Linked DNA regions of Mus musculus: region 2 is linked to region 1. A link is a loop called in an ENCODE intact Hi-C map of the cell type or tissue named here. Cell type or tissue: gastrocnemius. All regions are shown on one strand.

Evidence for each region. Peaks named below come from ENCODE experiments on the same cell type or tissue, not always from the same donor. Only the 100,000 strongest peaks of a DNase experiment are listed, where the experiment ranks them.
Region 2: it touches region 1 in a loop (2.8-fold over the local background); 3 of 42 quality-filtered maps call a loop at or near these places.

What each region holds. Positions count from the first base shown.
Region 1 is chr11:111,518,744-111,526,743 of GRCm38, reverse strand. No RefSeq gene overlaps it. Among named protein-coding and RNA genes, the nearest start is that of Gm30158, 10 kb to the right of the region's middle. In gastrocnemius, a CTCF peak has its summit at 3,059 (motif pointing right); DNase peaks (open chromatin) are centred at 3,069, 3,848 and 5,964; H3K4me3 peaks cover 940 bases; H3K27ac peaks cover 730 bases.
Region 2 is chr11:111,441,144-111,449,143 of GRCm38, reverse strand. No RefSeq gene overlaps it. Among named protein-coding and RNA genes, the nearest start is that of Gm30158, 67 kb to the left of the region's middle. In gastrocnemius, a CTCF peak has its summit at 3,164 (motif pointing right); no DNase peak of the experiment used is centred here.

The DNA.
Region 1 (8,000 bases):
AATCGTGCAACTTCTACTGTCTGAGAGGCCAGGTCTAAAGCAGTCCTGCTTGAGATACAGAGGACTCTATGCCAGCACAGAGCACTTGCAGATTATCAGCTGCATCTGCTTTTAGTCACCCTTGTGATGTTCTACTTGCTACCGCTAAAGTAATAGGCACTTACCTTGCAGATAGCACGCAGAGGAAGAGGTAAATCGGGAAATGGAAAGTCCCATCCCACTTCCTGAAATGCTGTGGTTGATTCAAACAAAACAGATGGAGGAGGGGACACCATTTAAGATAAAATTCATCTAAATAAGTGAATTCTATCCAAGCCTGGAAATCCCACTTTTAACGTCAAAACTAGAGTGAAAATCTAGATGTTTTTGGAGGAAGCCTAATACTTATAAGTGGGCAGAAACACAGGACCAGCCAAGATGTTATGCTGAGTCATGGAAAGACTATGTTATAGATTCTTGCCAGAAATATAGCTCCACTGGTTCCTGTATCACTGATCTGGGTTAATCCTCAAATAGGCAGCAGGAAAAGCTGAGTCAGCAATTATCTCTAAAGCTTTGTACATCAGTTAAGAATTCATTAGCTACATCCCATTATTAGAATCATGGTGAATAAAGCCATGTATTTATTAAGGTGCAGTGTTCACCTAATTATTGTTAGCATCCATCCTCTTCTAGAGATTTGTGTTTTATCAATCATTAACCGAATAAGTGGTTAGGCACTAAGAATCATTAGGGCATTTATTTGTTAATCAAAGCAGGGCGGATCAAATTAAAACATTAGAGCTAAGGTCAGAAGACATTGGAATCCGGTTACCAGACAAATACCTTTTCATGGTCAATGTCCAATCACAAGAGATCCCTCCAGGTTAAATGTATTCCTAAATGCAAATGTCTGGAAACACTGAAAAACTCATTTAGCTCACATTTTATAATGTAAGTGGCAAATGAGATATGGAACACTCATGGAAGCGGAAGAGGGGTGTGCAATCCGCTGTATGGAGTGACTGAGGGCTTCTTCCTCCTATTCTTGGAACATCTGCAGTACCCCATGACACAAAATTCCAGTGAATTCACATTGTGTGGAAGTTTAGAGGTAGGCAATCATTTTGCATTCCCAACTTAGTTATCAGGTATTCCAAACATTATTTTTAAAGGTATTTTATTCATTTTTAAATTAAAATATAATTACTTCTTTTCCCCCTCTCCTTTCCCCCTCTCCTTTCCCCCTCTCCTATATACATATATGTATATATGTATACATATATATCTCAGAATATATATTTTTTTCAGGAATGACTACATGGGATAATTGATTGAGGGGTTCTGCAGACTTCCTCCCGGAAGACCTGAACAGGAGTATTCTCAGCATGTCTTTGTTGCCTGTAGTTCAGTGTCTAGGGTTGGAGCCCTGTGAGATTTGCCCCTCCTATGTTAGCATATGTATTGCTGGTGTCCTTGTACATGTCCAATTTAGGCAGCCATATCCATGGCTGTCACTTCTCTGTCACTTTTAGGACCTGAAATCTCACAGAAAACTTCTTGGTCTCTTTTACTCTTACAATCTCCCCCATCTTCTGCTTCAAATCCCTTGATCCTCAGTACAGGAGGTGCATTTTAGATGGGTCCTTATTCTCTGCATTTTAAACAGTTGTGATTTTCTGTAATGATCTCTTTCTTTTGGAAATGGAAGTTCCTTTGATAGGAGGTGAGGCCTACACTTACCTGTGGTCATACAGATAAGTGCCTAGAATGCAGTTAGGAATTACCTTCATTTAGTAAAGTGATACCTGTAGTTTCTTCTCTGAGACCAATGACCTCACTAGCCATGAATAGTTAGGTTTCCACTACCAGACACAATTTCTTTCTGTTGAGCAGGCTTTAAGTCTCATTAGAAAGCTGTTGGTTACCCTCGAGAAATACATACTGCTGTTGCACCCTTAGGGTTATAGTATATTGCTGGCCATTGTAGTTTATAGGTGTTATACCTGGATAGGCAAGTTAGTTGTTTTAATCCCTTGATAGTTTGAATGGAACCATCTAGTAGCATGGAGACTAGTACTGGGGAAGAGACTTAAAAGTCAGATCCAGCTCAGGACCTCTGGGTCCTGTGTTTGAAGTACATGGAGTCTTTGGCCATAAGGACTTACCTTGCATTGCTAGGATGCAACGTAGACAATAGCTTAGGTTGTGGGATGTTCAAGTAGTGCTATTCAGACTACGGGGGTGGGGAGCACTGGATATAGCACCAAGCTAGGCCTTCGAGGTTGGGAAGGCTTCAGGAATGTACAAGAAGTAGAGGGTTGGATGGATATTCCTACAGTCTTAAAGTCCAAATTTCCATTAAAGCCAGAAGTTGTTAACTAGTGCAGGAAAAAAAAATTATGACATTCTAGAAAACACAGAGGACAAACATTCATATCCCAGATTTTCTTGGGCATTTCTTTTTTCCACATATCAGATAACCAGTAATTCTGAAATCTACCACAGAGATGGAACACAATCATACTTCAGCTTCTTTTCATTCTTTCTTTTACTTAAAAAAAAACCCTTTTAACAGAATGAAAACTCTTTTAATTTTTTTATTTTACTTCTAAATAATCAATTAGAGGAGGAAATCCAGGGATTTAGAATCATGAGTGAACTGTTCTCTCACTTTGTAAATCGGCTTTGCAAAACACAGTAGATCAGAGAATTCATGATAATTATACATGGTAACTTATTAAAACTAGAATTATAGAAAATAAATGGCACCAAGCTAACAAAAGACACTGACACGTTACAAGATGCCGCTGAGCAAAAGAAAGGAAATGTTTTGTGTGCAAGTACCTGAATGTCACTTTTGGCTCTCACAAGTATGGGTTTCAATTTTCAACTTTTGTTGGGTCCCCACAAATCATGGCTCCTGCCCCAGTATTTGTTTAATAAAATTTATTATTTGTACATGAGATGAGAGTCTCTTAGAATCCACATCCCATAAGGGAGTTCCGGTAGGATAGCAGTGGCTTATTTCAGGTGGACCAGAACACCCAAAACAAATGAAAGCACGTCTAATTGGTTTGGCCAACAGGTGGCGCCATTGTGCTGGGGGGGAAAGCATGCCCTCCCTTATGGGAAGTTGTAGGCAATATTCTGGGTGTGGAGATCTCGGGGCTCAATAGACGATCGATCAATCTCCTTTTTGTCCACTTATGTAGGAGCATTAATGCAAGACGAACGACAGCACCTCCCACAGCTCTCAATTCTGTTTATTCTGTTTCCCTTTTACATGAAAGTTTGACTTTACTGGTCTTATTTCTAACCCATGTTTTGTGAATCGTGGTTCAAATTACGGTTGCTACTAATATAATGCATTTCTTCTTTCTGTGTTAAAGAGAGACCAGAGCGTCTTTATTATCATTTCTGTTTTGGCAATGCTAGACAAGCGATGGTTGACTGAAATGTCATAGACTTTGGGGAGAAATAGAAATTATGCAAAAGCATAACGCAGTGACTTTTATTCTTTGCGGTTAGTGGTCTATTTTATTGCTTCGTCCCGAAATAAAAGCCGTCCAATTAAAAATATAATTACTTTTCTGGTAGTGTGTTTAAAACGAAAGATCTGACAGGATGGTATTTAAATATGCATCCTAGCTTTTGTAGCAGACGATGAAACCAAAGACTGCTTCTCTCTGTTCATTAAAAATTCACCCTTTTTTTCCTTCAGAGCAAGTCTGTTGACTGTTATCTTCTGCCCCGTCCCTCACCCTCCCCAGGGCAGTTTAATTTCGGGATATTGCTCTTCTTTGTATTCCTCCCACGCTGTTGTGAAGTGTTGCTATGAGGCAGAGGAGCAGCTGCTATGCCTGTCCCCAGCAGTGGCTGGATTCCAACAGTGGGCACAGGCAGTTATGTAAAGATTAGCTTTCAAGGTTTCCTGGGAAACTAGTGATACTGGTCCAGTCAGATTGGACACAGAAAACGAGAAGATTAAGTTTAACTTTGGACAAACGAACTGCGAGTGGTCAGTCCTGCGGGGGTGGGGTGGGGGGGGGGTGGGGGGGGTGCGACTCTGCAAGCTCAATCCACAGTAGTCGGCTTCACCTTTATTTTGAAAGCATATAATATATTCATATTGGAGAAACATTGAAATTATCCAGGCGACAAAGATAGTCGTGTTGAAATGAAGTTTACCGCCTTATTCACTTGCCCAGGGTCGTTACCTAAAATGATTTTGTTGATTAACAAGATACTAAACTTTCCCTCACTACGCACAAAAAAGCAAAACCGAGTAGAAGCTGCAGTTGTTTGATGAATTCAACATGCAAAACACTAAGCTAGGCAAGGTCAAAGTTCACCTCGTAATTTGCTCATTCCATTTCGCTGGAGTATCGAGTAAAGTTACACTTGGTTCTGTGTCAGATTTTGAAAAAAACAGAAAAATCCATGCAGTATGTCTCATGGAAGCCCCATAGGTTAGGAAAAGAAACGAGAGACATTGAAAGCCTGATGTGGCCCGATGATCCATCCGTGGATGTCTGAAGGCCACTGGGGGACTCTTCTTTTAATTAGCACCCTCTGTGGAAAATTCTAGAATGCCTACTCTAGTAGAACAACTATTGCTAAATGCTGGAGAAAAGTCACTTGGAGTCTCAGTTTTAAAAATGCCTGTCTAGATGATACAAACAGAAACTTCTGAATGGTTGGTTGGATTGCTATATTTTGGCCAATAACTCACAGTCCAAAATGCAATTAGTTAAGACATCAGTCCAACCTGAAAGAGCTTCAGTATAAAGAAGTAGACAGACTGGTAATAAAGAAAGGAAGATCATTCTATTGCAGAAATTCACAAATATTACAAATTAGTAATTTGCTGCGGACTGACCTCAGTCGGGCTCCCCTCAATCCGTGCTCCGGAACTCGGAGTTCCAGACAGGTGGGCAATGGAGTTGGCGAGAAATGACAAACAAATACAGACCCAGAGAGAGTGTGTATCTGAATGTAATTTGTCTCAAAGTGAGCACCAGTCTTATAAGTGACTTTTTCACAAAACAGAGGAATGCATACAAAAAGCTAACATGAACCAAGTGGGATAAAAATCAATGTTAACAACTGGGATCGAAAGCAACCCCATCTAAGGTCAGCTTAATCTTAGAAGTCAGGGACAAGGGCTTCATGCCCTTGCCATAGTTCCAATTCTAGTCTATTGTATAGTCCACCTTCCCCCTAGGGCATTGTAAATTCCTGTGTAGGAGTGTAACTCAGCTATCTATAGTTCTAAGTATCTACTCTGGTTCCTCCTTAGACCACAACCTTCCTTCTTCCTAGAATTTCCATATGTAAATTCTTGCATATGGGAGTAGCTTGGCTATTATTCTAAGTGATTGTGTGTGTGGGGGGGGGGTACTTTCTACTAATAAGTAATGTAGTCTGCCATACTTGACTGTAATGAAGATTCTAAGTATACTTTGCTAAGCTTGCCCATACTGTAAGAGAGTATGCAAGACCCTCCATACTATCTCAGGGACAAATCCGAGACATTCTAGCTATGGGCATGCCAAATTTCCAGGAGACTAAGTTTCCGTGAACTTTTCGCCATGGGACAGTGGCCAGGTTTCTGGGGCCTGTCACGCATGTCACTACTGGAGTGGATATAGCAGTTACCTATTGTCATTATTACACCTTTCATAGAAGTTGTATTTCAGAAATGAGAATTTATTTATATGTTTTCTTCTAGGGACTGACAATTGCTTCAATAAATTACCCAGGTACCCCATTTAAATATTGTAGACATTGATAAGGGGGTCTTTATATTCTATTTCAGGCAACTGTGTTCTTTCTCTTTTTTAATTGACTATTTCATTTATTTACATTTCTAAATGTTGCCCTCCATCCCAGTCCCCTCTCCTAGAGTTCTTCACCCCATTCCTCCTCCCATTTCCCTCTGAAAGGGTGCTCCTCCCGCCCCCCCCGGGGTCTTTCCTTTCCCTGGGGTATAAAGTCTCTACAGTATTAGGCACAACCTCTCCCATTGAAGCCAGACAAGGCAGTCCCCTACTACATATGTGTCAGGGTCTTGGATAAGTCCTTGTATGCTCGTTGGTTGGTGTCTTAGACTCTGGGAGCTCCTAGGGGGTCCAGGTTAGTTGAGACTATTGGTCTTCCTATGAGACTGCCATCCCCTATAGCTCCTTCAATCCTTCCCCTAACTCTTCCATAGGGGTCCCATGACCTCAGTCCAATGATTGGGGCTCTAAAGTATCTGCACCTGTCTCAGTCTGGCTGGTCAAGGTTCTTAGAGGACAACCCAGCTATGCTAGGTTCCTGTTTGCAAGCCCAACATAACATTAGTAATAAAGTCAGGGTTTGGTACCCATCCACGGAATAGATTCCATGTTTGGCCAGTCAGTAAATGGCCTTTACTTCAGTCTCTGCTCCATTTTTGCTCTCTCTGTGATTCCACTTTACATCAATCAGAATCAAAAACTCAAGTGACTGCACATGCTGGTAAGGATGTGGAGAAAGGAACACTCCTCCATTGCTGGTGGGATTGCAAACTGGTAAAACCACACTAGAAACCAGTCTGGCGGTTCCTCAGGAAATTGGAAACAGTTCTACTCAAAGACCCAAATATACAGCTCCAGGGCATACATCCAAAAGATGCTCCACTATACCACAAGGCCACATGCACCATTATGTTCATAGCAGCCTTATCTGTGATGGCCAGAAGCTGGAAATGCCACAGATGTCCATCAACTGAAGAATGGATACAGAATATGTGGTTCATTTACGTGATGGGGTACAATTCAGCTATTAGAAATGAGGACATCATGGGGCTTGCAGGCAAATGGATGGAACTAGAAAATATCCTGAGTGAGGTAAGCCAGACCCAAAAGGACATGCATGATATGTCCTCACTGATGAGTGGATATTAGCCAAAACGTTTAGAATACCCATAATAAAATCCATAGACTGTAAGAAGTTAAACAAGAAGGAAGGTACAACTGATAATGCTTCAATCCCACTTAGGAGAGGGAACAAAATAATGACAGAAGTCAAAGGAAAAGAGGAACCTGGGTGGGAGGGGAAAGAGGACAGGATCAGGTATAACGGGGCAACAGGAGAGAAGCCCAGAGGGCCAGGGGAATGAATGGGAATATGCAGCTTCTGAGGGTAGGGGTTAGGGGGGAACCCAGAGACCTGCAATTTGAGAAGTAGCCAGGACTCAATGGAGATGACTTTAGCTGAAATGGCCAACAGCTGAGAGATGGAACCTGAAGAGACCACCTCCAGGAGATAGATAGGACCCTCAGGAAAAAGACGGAATCACCAACCCAGCTTCAACGTTTTTGATACAGAATTCTTCCTGTCTAAAATAAGTGCAGGGGCAACTGTGTTATATCTTAACAACAAGAAGAAAAATAAAGAACTGCCCTTTTTGAATTGATTTTGGATGTAGTAGACTTTATTGATGAATTGAACAAATTTTGATTTTATTCTAATACTAACATGGATTTTTCTGGCAAAAAGCAAAGGGAGATGGCAGTACTATCTAAACCTGTTATACCTGTGTAGTGGAGCCATATCTTGTCTATTGTTTCTAAGAATTAATGGGACTCGTTTTCTTTCTTCCTCTATATTTTCCTCTTCCTGTTTCAAAATACACAATTATCCTTTAGGTATTGTCTGTCCCTCACACATAATTTATCTGTCATCAAATAACTCGGCACAGTTGTCATGACTTACCCAACAAAGCCTTCCAGATCTTTCTTCACTATCAGATATTTCTTTAGGCCAACACTCATGGCTTGCATCCAAAGGTTGTGGCCATTTTAATTGGCAGCTTTCATGAGTAGAAAATACCACTTCAAAGTAGGTCGGAAAATAGTTGGCTTTGGGTTTATCGATAATGAGTGGTCAGTTCTACTTATTGGAAAATATGACTTTATTTTCCAATGTGACTAGTATAGCTAAAACTAATTTGAGTATCTTATAGTTGTGCATTTGCCTGTGTATATTTTTAT
Region 2 (8,000 bases), 78 kb after region 1:
TCTGTGGATGTAAACACAGTAGTTATAATAAATTAGCTTGAGTGTGTGTATCAGTGCTCATGTATAATACAACTGATGTTGAAAAATAGATACCAGGACAGATGGATACTCAGCAAAACAACAAAGGAATTAACATGATTTGCCTCTTCATACAACATGTCATTGAGAATAACATAGAAAGGACTTATTAATAATTTTATGTACTTGTACATAAAATGAGATGGGGAAAGGAGAAGATAATTTTTGATTACTTAGGAAAATGAAATCAGACTTGGCAAGGGTCTGAAACTTTTCAATCAAAATTTGATGCTTAAAGTGCTAACAATTATATACAAGCCTGGTGAGTCTTTTGTATTATTTCTTTGAGAAATTTATTCCCTGTACTACAAGCAAAGAGTTCAATTAGAAATTATTTATTCTAACTTGAGTATCTGTCAGGGCCTATGTTGAGTTAAATGTGAAAAAGAATACCAAATATATCTATCTTCAACTAAACCCAGTGTATCTCTAAGTGTTTCTCCTTCCCTCCTCTTTCTTGTCATTTCTCTAACCTCTCCCAAGTTTGCACCTTTCATCCATTTTTTGCCCCCTTTCCTTCATTTATTCTTCCTTTGTGATACAGAAATATGAGTGCCCAGGAAAATACATATTGGAATATGAGGAATTGAAGATACTTCATGGTGATTGTTTTCGTTTGATTCTTTCTTTGTTGATTTTATTTTTGAGAATTTCATGTATGGGTACCATATGGCTACTCAGTAATGTGTAAGAGTCTCCCCAGGGATAGCACAGACCATGAACACCCAACATGGACCTTGGGCATCACCGCAGCCTGTAGCATGGATCATGGATACCAGCATGGTCTCCAGGAGTAGCACAGACCATGGAGGGCTTTTGCATAGGCCCAGTCCAGGAAATGAACCATCTTCCATCTTGGACATCACTCTATTGCTCAAAGCCAGGGCAATTGTGCAGCTGCACTGGCAGCACATTCAGGGGCAAACCATGCTCCAGTGTATATATGGACAACACAAATTAGTCAATGTGTTCATTTCTCCTCCTCCTCTTCCTCCTCTTCCTCCTCCTCCTCCTCCTCCTCCTCCTCCTCTTCCTTCTTCACTTTCAGGGAGGGTACAAAGGTAAGATAGTGGAGCTGAGAGGACTGGGAAGTGAATGTTATTGGTGTGCATTATGTAAAATTTCCAAATAGTTGATAAAAAAGTAAATAAAATACCACATGCGCATGCACACAACACACACACACACACACACACACACACACACACACACACACACACACACACACGAGTTTCCAACGTGACACTGGTTTTGAGATACTGAAGGGGTTATGGAGAGAAGCTGAGGCTTGGCGTCATGAGAGTCCATTGGTGAAGGAGAAGCCTCCGATGCAGTGGAAACCCTAGGATTGAAGGGGTCATGGAGAGAAGTTGAAGCTTGGCAAAATGTGCCAATTTTGGTGTTCCTAAAGAGTAGCCAGAAGATTATTGGTATAGGTAAAATTTGTGAATACTCCAGCATATTGAAAATGCCAAGTCTATGGAATGACTGTGAAGGATAGCAGCAGCTATGATGTAGAGATAGCCCAGGCCTATCCAATGAGCTATGTGTGCCATGAATTGCCGGGCTTGAGAGGGGTGCTGCCAAAGCCTGTTGGAGCCCAGAAGATTCAGAGTGAATAGTAAATGTCGGATGTTGAGCTTCAGGGTTTGGTCCACACTGTTGAAGCTTGGTTTCATATGTGGCCTGTTTTTTTTTTTTTCCTTTTTGAAATACAAAATATATAATCTAAGTTTTATTTTATGGGTTAAATAAAATAAATAGTTAGGTGACTTTGGGGCCTTCCAGAAACTGGATGTATTAAATATATTTAAGTATTTATATATTTTTATAAATATATTTAAATATATATGTATATTACATAGTCTGAATGAACTTTTAAAGAGTGTGAGACTTTTAAAACTACTGTTTTATATTGTGCTGTTGATATTAATATGTGATCATGGTGATAAACTACAAAAAAAGCAAGTTTATAGTTTAATAGCAATATACCAGTCTGCCAAGTTAACGAGAAGTCAAACGTCTTAATCAGATATTTGTTAACATGATATATGATGGAGCTAACTAAGTATAGGAACTTCAATTGCAACAATACCTCCATCAGATTGGCTGTAGGCGAATCTGTAGGGTATTTTCTTAATCAGTAATTGGTATGGGAGGACCCAGCTCACTGTGGGTGATGTCACTTCTGGGCAGGTAGTCCTGGGTGGTATAAGAAAAGCAGATGAATCCATGGGGAGCATGTCAGTAAAAAGCACGCCTCCATGCTCTCTGCCTCAGTTCCTACCTCTAGGTTCTTGCCTTGACTTCTTCCCAATGCTTTCCTCTGTGATGGGCTGTAAACTGTAAGATCAAGTTAATCCCCAGGCCCCACAGTTGCTTTCACTCAACGTCTAATCACAGCAATAGAAAGAAAGCTAAGATAGTACCATAGGAAACATGTGTTGTTTTCATGCACAGTTGAATCAGAGGTTAACCGTGTGCAACCTAAAACCTAGCTAAGACCTTCAATGAAGTGTCTCTTTGTTCCTGCATTCTTCTTTGCAGGTGGGTGTCATTCACCAACTGGCACTTGACATAATTTAATGATAGCTTCGCATGATAATGGCTAGTCTCCTTTTCTGTCTCCCAGACACAACAAAATGCAAAGCAGACAAGTCGGTTAGGGCCTGGCCAGGTATCATTCAGTGCACTACTGTATAACCACCCCTTTGCAGTCTTTGCATGGTTCAGACATTCTCTCCAAAATTCCCCTTCAAGTCACAGCAAGCTTTTCAAGCAAAATACTGAGAGAGAATGTAACACTGCGCAGTCCTCTTCAGTCAAGCCAGAATGTCTGGGATCTCTGAATATTATGTTTACAAAAGCAGCGTGGGCAACTTCCTGGCCCTGGTGGAGAAAACTTGCAGACAGTTGACTTCCCAGAAGTCTGCAAACGGACAAAATGCTTTTATTTCTTATTCAAAGGCTGTAGCTTTTAATTAAAGGTTACACCAACTGGGACCCCAGTATTTGAGTATTTGTTATGCTGTGATTTCTCCATCCAGTGCGTTGCTTAACTTTTTAATGTAATAACCACCAGAGGGCGAAAGAGATCACATTTCAAAGGACTTAAAGGCCTGTTTCAGCCAGTAACCCAATCAATGATGGTAAATAGTCCCACTGGATGGAAAACCCAAGGCTGAGCACACAGCCTGTCTGCATCAGCTTCCATGCTAAACACAGCATGTTAAACGTGTTTAAGGCAGATTTATGTATAAAATCTAAGCAATCAATTTCAGCAAACTAATTCCCAAAGTACAAAATATTCAATAAGGTCTCCCCTGGCCATACTGCTTTAGATGCGACATCTAAGTGGAGAGATGTTACATACCTACATACGCAAGCATATTCTTTTGCTTTGCATGGGCCAGACTTCCACACCTTATCTTTATTAACAACACCTTCTTTCATTCTGAAATCACCTGGATACCCCATCTATATTCACAGATTATCTATGCTTTAGGTACACAGAGAGGACTCTGAAGGAACTATACTCAATATTTTCCTTTAGTTATCTTTCATTGGACAGCCTGATTCATAGCTAGACATACCCTACATAGCCACATCACTAGACATCACAGAGACTTCTCAATATGCTCAGTACCATCCTACCCCACCCACACACCTAATTCTAGTGACCTAACACATTCAACCATGGAAAGGCATTAAGTTGTACCTTGTCCTTGACAAAGAAGAATAAGATATAAGTCTTTGGAGGAGAAGGGTTCAGAGGTAGAAATTATCAAGGAAGTGATTTCACCGCCCTAGGCAAGGCAGGCTTTTCTTCTACCTTTGGCATAAAACTAAAGAGAAAAATTTCTTCCTTCAAAGGGGCATTTTAACAACTGAAGTGTTCCAGGAAGCCAGGATCCCATTGTTAGGGTAAGCTTTCCAATGACACGTCTGTTTAGGTAATGTCCAGGCTGCATTTTCATCCTCTGGAGATATCAGAATTGGAGTAAGTATTTTTAGCACTTGAGAGAGGAAGGAGAACGTGTTTGGGTCTGAGTTTGGTTTCACCATTTAGTTCGGAGTTGCATAACCAAGGAAAATTGCTCAACATCTTTAATCCTCCGGTTTCTGGGGGCTAGAGAAGTGGCTCAGTGCTTTTAAAACATTTGCTGATCTTGCAAGGGACCTGAGTTCAGTTCCTAGCACCTTCATTGAAAGGCTTACAAATGCCTTAAAAGTTCTCCTGAACATCTTCCTTCCAAGTCTATCACATACACTATCACTTTGGTTTCTAAGGGAAACATCAACTCTTCAGTTGTTAAAATTTCTCATCCAGTGTGAATAAACAACAAAAACCAACAGCGAGTAGGTAAATAGATAGCTGCCTTTGTCCAAGAACACATAGACAGACACAGACATACGAGCAAACACACAGACAGACAGACAGACATGCGCACAGACACACAGACACACTTTACAGTATACAGTGGCTATATTCGAGTGACTTGATTTTTGTCTGGTTTCCATTTAACTCCTGAGGGGGGAAAATGTCAACTCCACAGATGTCTTCAGACAGAAGATTTTAGAGCCCAGAGGACTGTGAAGTTTCACCTTATCATATATAGCACCTGGACCTACAGAGATTTTGCAAGAGACATTACTGTAATCCAGAAAGATCAAAGGCAAATGAGTCATTTGGACAGTCCAGTTTCAGATGGAGACTTCAGAATAACATTCAAAGATAAGCCATACAAATTTAAACCCCTGGGGATTGTTTATTTATTTGTGTGTTATTGTTATTTATTTGTGTGTGGGGAGGGGCACACATGTACATGGTGGCACGCATTCATGTAAAAGCTAGAGGTCAAGGTCAGATGTCTCTGTCACTCTTCACATTATGTTATGAGGCAAGACCTCTTGCTGAACTTGACCAGCTTGGCTGTCCAGTGAGCCCCTGAGGTTGTCCTGGCTCTGCCTGCCCATCAGTGAGGTTACATACAACACTTGTTGTTTCTCCTGGCTTTTCACATGGAGCTGGATATTCAAACTCAGCTCCCCATTCTTACACGCCAAGTACTACCCTGACACAGTGCCTCACACCAGTCATTTTTTCAAAAAGGAAAATAAAAGTTAATTTTCATTGTTTCTTCTTCTTTAACATGCATCCTTTACATCCTTGTCTGTAGGTGGATGGTAACCATCCACAAGATTTAGGCTCTTTTAAATCCCAGAATGTTTGCTTATGCTCCATGCTTAGATTGTACATTGGATGACAAAACTGTTTCCTTCTGTTGGATATGTTTCAAGAACTGGACAGAGCAATTTTGCTTACTTTCAGTTAGCTAGGACTAATTACAGCCCTGTATCCAACTAGGAGGAAACTATTCTTTGTCTTTAAGAAAGAGGAGGTGCTAGTGGTGGAAGCCCATGTTCCCTAGAATTGTGAGATCTGATATTTGGTCTATGAATGAGCTAATTTCTCTTCAGTGTTACACAATGTTGAGTAGGAAAGTTAAACTTAGTGTTTGTATCATTGCCCTTTAATGTTTGAGTTAGCATGTGCTGCTAACTTCAGATAGAGGATATTTACCAGGTGGTAATGATCCTTGAAATATAATTCCTTTTGCTTAAAATACCGAAAGTAAATAACACAGAAAGCACAGTGAAAAGGGATAAACTACAAATACACACACACACACACACACACACACACACACACACACGACACTACTTAAGGGGCACAATGACCAGGACGTGTGCCCTATTTGTGATAATGTGACAGAGGAGAGGTAAGAGAGGAGGGTGGTCAAGATTAACATATGGAGGAAGCCAATTAACATAAAGCCGCTCCCCATAAGAGTTATATTTAAGGAAGCTAGACATAAGTATAGGAGGAGGTGGGTGCTATTAAAATGACTAATAAAAACTCTCACTCTCATGGCCAAATGCCTTTTGAGGTCCTAAACTTACCTAGCTCTCTCTAGCCTGTTTCCATTCTCTCTCTCTTTCTCTCTCTCTTTCTCTCTCTCTCTCTGTCTCTCTCTCTCTCTCACCTCTCTCATTGTCTCCGATCTGATTTCTTTGCCCAGAACACATTCTGCCAAACTGTAGACTTTATTTGGATGCAGAGAAAATGATTTGGTTACTAAGAAGGGGCAGGAAGTTCAAATGGAGAAAATGACAGGACCAGAAGCACAGATGTGAAGCAATGGACACAGAGCTCTGCTCCTGCATTGGACCAGGTAGCAGTGAATGTCCTGTGCAGGGACAGAGACTTCCATTCTCCAACAAGTACCTGTTGCATACATCTTCATAAATCATGCAAGGATTTGTGCTCACTCAGGCATTCAGGTCCCTCTGGTGAAGAAGATGAATTTATTAATCACCTAAGTGCACAAGAAGACCTCTAATATTTTAACCAGCAATATCCTGTGCCTGCTTTTATGGAAATGTCCTCCTTTGCAGTGATCTCCCAAAAACCTTTCAAGGGCAGCAATCTGAAGAAGAGGAAGCCCAGTCCCCTCCATGCCTTTGCCTGACACTTTGGCAGATCAAAGATGTCATCTTACAAAAGAGAACTTTTCAAGATGTGGTCAGGAGACTGGTTTTACAGAGGAAGCAAACAGAAATAAATCCCACAGTCACAGACAAGAATGGTCTGCTGCTCCTCAGTTCTCTTCTTGCTCATGTTGCCAAATCTGGAGGCACCAAACCCCAGGGAATGTAAAGAACAGTCTCTCTCTCTCTCTCCCTCTCTCTCTCTCTCCCCCCCCCTCTCTCTCTCTCTGTTACTCCATGATTCTTTACATTTGAACTGCAATCCCAACTTCATGTTATTTTCTGAAGTCATTGAAATGGCATCCCTATATGTGGATAAATCTCATTTGAAATTTGTTGGTCACTAGACTCTGAGCTAGGAGACCAAATTTCACTTCATGAAATTTGGTGTCACCTTTTTGTCCTGTTTGAATCTCTCTCATATGTATTTGTGAAATTCTCATAAAAACTAATCACTCTATTTCCTTGACAGATCATATTTTGTGAAAGACAAAACAAATCCAAACAACCAACCAAAAAACCTTCTGCATTATTTATACTCAAAGAGACAAACAAAAATGTCCATTTCAAGAAATCATAGTTCACAGTCCCTTTTCTCCACTGTGGATTAAATGGCAAGCAGAACATTTCACAGGTGATACTGATTTACCACCTGCTATTTTGATTGGCAGGGACTGGAATCCATATCCACTTAATTTACTGGTTTATGGAATAGGTTCATTAAGAAATGAGAATGAGTCTTATTATTGCTGTTAGAAATAAGCGGCATGGTCCCAAACAAATCACACCATGCAACAGATCTCACATGGAAGGTTTATTAGGAGGGTGTCAGAGGTAGCCTCTGGGAGAGGGAGGAGGAAAAGAGAGAGGGAGGACCAGTCTTTTATCTAGGCGATGATGCGTGTGCCAAGGGACATAGCAAGAATATAACATGCATAAATCTTCTAAGTGATAAATATATTCTTTCATGAGCTGGGTCAAGATAATTCCCTTTCTCACTGAATTGTCACACAATCCAAAGTACAGCTTTCTGTTTGAGGATAAAAAAGAATAGTGTGTTATTCTCCATCATGTTTAAGTTTTGTTGCATGTAAAGCAGTCTGAAGTCTTTAAGCAAAAGAATTGAATTAACAACTCATTTCAAACACAATAGGTATGTTATACTGGAATTTCATGGCATCTCCTCTTTAAAATTAACAAACAAGCAAGCAAACAGAAACTATAAGAAGTGTTTCTGAACTCAAAAATTATCAAGCTCTATAGTAGAGCTTCAGGAATGTATATTAAATTTGCAAGTTATCTTGCACTATTCTTTTTTATTCAATACACTAGACTTGTACATTTTCCTGTACAGTTCATAAAAGACACTC